2 separate regions of the Mus musculus genome follow, and region 2 is linked to region 1. The links are chromatin contacts, found by Hi-C in ENCODE. All regions are on one chromosome and are shown on one strand. Each heading gives the region's core, a stretch centred on a gene start or an enhancer-like site at or near the end of the contact. The rest is flanking DNA. Distances are from core to core; before and after follow the strand shown.

Region 1 (2,700 bases), core at 112-2,611:
TTCCGAGTGCCCTCAAGTCTCGATCTCGCGCACATAAAGTTCATCCCGCCACCCTTGTTTCAGAGTGAAGAGCTGGACACCTGGGATGGGCATCCTGCCTTTTCTGCCTGGTCAGTCCTTTTTTCCTCCACGTTTGCCCCCGAAGTCCCAGGACAGGCAAGCAAGGGACTAGGCGTCTGCCCAAAGAGAACGCAGTCAGTACGCCTCCGTCGCGCTCAGGGCTCGGAAGGGATGCTTAAGAACTGCCATGGTGCATACCCCTTCGACTCAGGATACCTCCATCTCCTTCCCTCTGCCCCCTCTCTCGCTCTCTAAGGCCACGCTCCTTCCAGTTTAGACGCTAGAGCTCAGAGATCCCTTGCTCGCCACTTTGCCGGGAACTTTGGCGGCTCCCCTGCGCCACAAGGAGAAGGATGTTAATGAGGGAGTGTGGCCAGGCTCTGTGAACAAGCCAGCTCGGGAGCTGCGATTGGCTGTGATAAGGCGGAAGGATGACGTTATGCAAAGAAGGGGCGTGTCTAGGCTGCGAGGGCCCCGCCTCCTTCCCTTTGGGGTTAGTGTGCCTGTGTTTAGCTCTGGGGAGAGTCAAACTGGATTCCACAGGGAGAGCCTGCAAATCACTTCTATTTTAGCAAGGAGAAAACAGAATCTCCATCCAGCAGGGTCCACCCCTCTCTTTCTCCCTCTCCTCTCTTTTTCTATCTCTTTCCCTCCCCCCTTCCTCTTTCCCTCTCTCTCCCCTTCCCCCCCCCCCCTCCGGTGTATCTGTCTACAGCAACCAGCGTCCTCATCTACACGCACGGAAAGGAAAGAAACATCTTTGGTTGAGAGAGGAGGAGGAAAAAAGAGAGAGAAAAAAACTTGCCTGGTTGTGGAAAATGACACTTCAAGTAGCCAAGCCGGCTTCGAGAGTCGTATCTATTGTTTCTTAAATTGTCATCAGGGTGGTTTTTTTTCTTCCTGCTTCTTCAAGTGAAGGTACCGCTACAAAAGGAAACTCCAGCCCCTCCTGTTCTCCAACGGCCTGTGATTACTACAAAAAGAAAAAAAAAAAGGCAAAAAAAAAAAAAAAAGCAAAAAAAAAAAAAAAAAAAAAAAAAAAAAAGGAAAAAAAAAGCACCCAAACTCAAAACCAACCAACCAAACAACCCCCAACAGCCAGGCATATATCTCTGTTTTTTCTTAATTTTGGTCTTTTCGTTGGATTTTCCCTTTCTTTTTTTTTCCCCTCGCCCCCCTCCTTGTTATCGCTCAGTTTTGAGCGAAGGTTTACATTTTTAAAAATTTTGCTTTTCAGCCCGCCTTGATGTAGCGCGAGTCTCATCGACTCAAAAAAAAAAAAAAAAATCTGTGGTTGGCGTTTTTTTTTTTTTTTCCTTTTTTTTTTTTTCAAATATTTTCAAAGGGGAGGAGATTTTTCCACAAGAAAAGGTTGTTTTCATGTTTGGGATCCAGGAAAGCATCCAACGGAGTGGAAGCAGTATGAAGGAAGAGCCGCTGGGCAGCGGCATGAACGCGGTGCGGACGTGGATGCAGGGCGCCGGGGTGCTGGACGCCAACACAGCGGCGCAGAGGTGGGTACCGCTGGGGGACCGTGGAGGAGAGGCCACCGGCTAGCGGGAGAGCCCGGAGACGGCGGCGCGGCTACCCGGGGCCTGGCCACGCGAGTGCGTCTGCCGCTGCGCTGCGCTCGCCGCCCGAGCTCCGCGCTCCTCGGCTGCGCAGCACTCGTCGCCGGGTGGCCAGAGATCAGCGAGCTGCTGGAGGGAGCCGAGCCCAAGCTTTGCCGGCACTTTCCGCAGCCCCATCTGCGAGTGTTTTCGTTTTGTTTTAACCCAGAAGAGGCGTCTCTGCAGCTCGGTGTTGGATAGCTGCGCTTTTCTGACCGCTTGTTTTCTTTTCTGTGTGGTTATATTTTTCCCTTTTCCTCTCCTTCTCTTCGCTTCCTTTCCCCTTTATTTCGCTTCAGTTCTTTCCTTTTTCTTCTTCCCTCTTTTCTTTTTTCCTACTTAATTTTCTTCTCTCCCCCTTTCTTCCTTTCTATTTTCTACCTTCTTTAATTCTTTCCTTTCCCCCTATCTTTCCTTTCCCTTTTCTACCTTCTTTAATTTTTTCTTGTCCTTCTCCACTCTTTTCCCCCCTTCTTTCTCAGTTTCACTCTTCGTTTTTCTCTTCTCTTTCCTCACCTGGCTCTCTCCCCCGTTTCTCTCTCTCTCTCTCTCTCTCTCTCTCCATTTTTCTTCTTGGAGTCTCCTCTTATTTCTCCTATCTGGTTCTTTACTCTCTCCTCTCTCCACTTCTTAGCCTTCAGTTTTTCTCAGTCTGCCTGTAGAATAGTGATTTCCAACTTTAATTTTCACATCTCCTAAAAGCCACCCTCATCCACTGTCACCTTGGCCTTCCCCAGTCCCTCTCCCACTCTCCAGATCCTACACTGAGTGATTTGGAGGCCATGCTCTTGGAGACCAACTTGAGGAACTTCCCTGGACACACCCAGTGCCCTGTCCAGGGGCTCCTAGTCCCAAGTGAGAAATGGTACCTTGCCCTTTTCATTGCTGGCCACCACCTGGGCTTCGGGGAAAACTTTGTGGGCCCAGGCTCCATTAGACATAAAGGGTGCAGAAGGGGAATGGGGAGTAGTTCCATCTTTCCATTTTTGGGGGGAAGGGCTAGGGACAACTGTCCTATACTGTTTCCATC
Region 2 (2,700 bases), core at 66-2,565, 47 kb after region 1:
AGGTGTTTACAAGGACATCTCATTGTGGCTGGGATTTAGGGAAGCCCTTTACTAAACACTGAACCCAGGAGCTGCAGACTGAGTCTCTGGGAGACTCATTTGATGGGGCAATCCTGCCTTTAACACAGGCTCTGTTACCAAGTTTCACAGGTGTGTTTGCACATTGGCTGTTTTTCTCTATCTTTCAGAATTAGGAGTCCCACAGTCGGTTTCTTTTCTACATTTAACTCTTTTATTTATCCTCCTCTCCAAAATTAGGACACGTGCTGAAATGCCTGTATTGGCATGCTGTCTCTCTTATTTTGGGGAAAGTTTTTCTTATGTATTTCTTCCCGTTTAGTGACCTCTAAATATAATTTACTCTTGTTACTTTACTCTGTTTCCTAGCCTAGTTCTTAAAAAAAACAAAACAAAACAAAACAAAACAAAAAAAACCTATTCCTCATATATGCTTCTAAAGTCAGTCTCTCCCCAGTATTTTTATTTTGTTACAATACATGTGTCTTTTGAAACAAATGTAGCAAGTTTCCCAAAAAAGTTCACAGCAGTGCTCTGTCTTTTTATGGGCAAGTATAGCTTGAGCCAGTGTGGGTAGGTGTCGTTCACATCTGTGGAAATACATGATTGTGGCATGACTTTTGTATTTTGGATAAAGCCAAAGAGTGCATTTTAGGACTAAGGTTGAGGGTGGGCAAAGTTATACATGGTGGGTTACAAAACAAAAAGACATGTAAGTTGAATGGGGATTTATTTCGAAGAAGAGAATGGTGGGTGGGTTAGCCAGAGCAGAGGGACTTCTGTGAGCAGACTCTGTTAGATACATGTGTGAAAGTGTCCAAAACTAAATGAACGTAAAAACTAAGTCCACGTAATCAACAAATATGTAAACTATATCTGTGAGAGCATCCTATTAATAAATTGGATGGAAATGTAAAAGCACGATTAATGGAAGATAGAGATGGTTTGTCTCCATAGAGGAAACAAAACAAAACAAAACAAAACATGAGATAAACCGAACATGGACAAACTGCTTGTGTTGGGCTGTGAATGTAACTACTGCAGCTCAGATCTGCAGGGATGGAGGCCCCAGGAGCAGGAACACCCCTTTTCTCACCCCCCTGCTCCATGACTCTCAGTAGTGGCTTTGTGGGACCTCATGAATTACTTCTTACAGTTGAGGCTCTTTGGTGCCGAGTGCGCTGTGGGCAGCGGAGCCCAGAGCCGGGCAGTCGGTGTTTGTGCTGTTGTTAGCGACACGTAGCGAGTTCCTCCTGAACGGAAAGGCCCCGGCTCCAGTTTGTCGCCAGTGAAAGCGGAGTCGCACAGCAAATGTGGAGCTGAGCCGAGCAGCCTGGGGGTGGGGGACTAGCCTGCAAAGGGGAGGGGCCCAGCGCCACCGGGTATTTGTTTAGAGGTGGGGATGGGCAGAGTAATAGAGGTTAGGGCGCACGCAAAGAAAACAGCTGGAGGGGAGCTAGGAACCCATGCTATGACTGACCTCCTAAATGCCACCCCCAACCAATTACATCTCACTACTGGTTGGAATATTTGCAGGAAAAAAAAAAAGGTACCCTTTGTAGTGTGGTTTTCTTTCCCAGGATATCCTGAGCCTGTCTCTGGGTGGGTTTTTCCGTGGGTGAGTTGGTTAGGAGATATCTCCTATGCCTTTAAGAGGTAAAAACACGTACAAATGCAAATGCAGAGACTTTAACACTTCCCCCCCTTCCTAACATTCATATAATTGCTGTTAAGCCACATTGAAAACCCTGGGGCCCGGTGTTCACCAGGGTAAAGTTACATTTCACAAGCAGAAAATTGACTCACCACTTAGGAAAATTGGCTACCAATTATGTGTCAAAGGCTCTAAAGTCAGAGCTCAGAATTTTCTTTTTGCTAGAATGTGGTATTAAAAAGGGCACAGACAAGCCAGCCCTGGCCCCTGTGCCCTCTCGGGACCTGTGGGACCTGCTGACTTTCCTTGCAAGGTTTCTGGGCCCCAGCAAGGAAGAAGGGATCCTGACCCCTAACCCAGGGCCAAACCCAACAGCCGGAAGATGTCACTAGTTAGAAGTGAACACACACACACACACACACACACACACACACACACACACCTGTTAAAATGATGCCCCTGGCTCCTTGTGAGAGGCCTCTCTTAGCCTGGCACTGTCCAGACGCCTTTGGCTGTAATTGAGGCTCATTAGGCCAAGAGAAGAGAGGGAAAAGAGAGGGCATCTGAGGGCCACACTGTCAGGGGACATTTGCTGCCTCTACTGACAGGGTCACAATGTGTCCACACCATGTGCAGGGCTACTTCTAGAGACTCGTTGGTTCCTTTTGTTGAGGGATCAGTTCCTATCCAAATCCCAGGCAAGAGACAGGGGAAGGGACAGAGAGAGGGGCATGGAGGAATAGATGGAGGGAGGGGTGGGATGGGATGGGGGAGACCTAAAGGAGAAAAGAGAGACAGATACAAATCCACAGAGATTTGTAGAGTCAGAGCAATGGAGAGAGCAAGAGAGAGGAGTGGAAGGGAGGGATGAGAGGAAGGGAGAGAGGGAGGGAAGGAGAGAGGGAGGGAAAGAGAGAGAAGAGATTGGAAGAGAGAGAGAAGATAGGAGCAGGGTGGAAGGGAGCTTGCAGACTCTGAAGGGTGAGAGAATATTTTTATGTAACCCCCACCACCTCTCCCTTTTCTCC

What was found. Hi-C counts contacts between places; a loop is a spot of excess contacts on that map.
Region 2: a map of heart shows a loop between it and region 1 (4-fold over the local background). The contact joins the enhancer-like site here to the promoter of Ebf1 in region 1. A Hi-C loop is called at or near these places in 6 of 37 maps with a recorded cell type or tissue (CH12F3 and heart).

Annotation. Positions count from the first base shown.
Region 1 is chr11:44,616,739-44,619,438 of GRCm38, forward strand. Ebf1 (early B cell factor 1) reads left to right here and starts at 1,362. Exons shown (of 16, transcript NM_007897.3): 1 at 1,362-1,574. The coding sequence starts at 1,441.
Region 2 is chr11:44,664,133-44,666,832 of GRCm38, forward strand. The region is part of intron 6 of Ebf1 (early B cell factor 1); the gene reads left to right. Among named protein-coding and RNA genes, the nearest start is that of Ebf1, 47 kb to the left of the region's middle. Within about 2 kb of position 1,316, at least 3 of the 3 ENCODE cell types and tissues checked have a DNase peak (open chromatin) inside an H3K27ac peak, as active enhancers do; they include heart, where a contact is called at or near this core.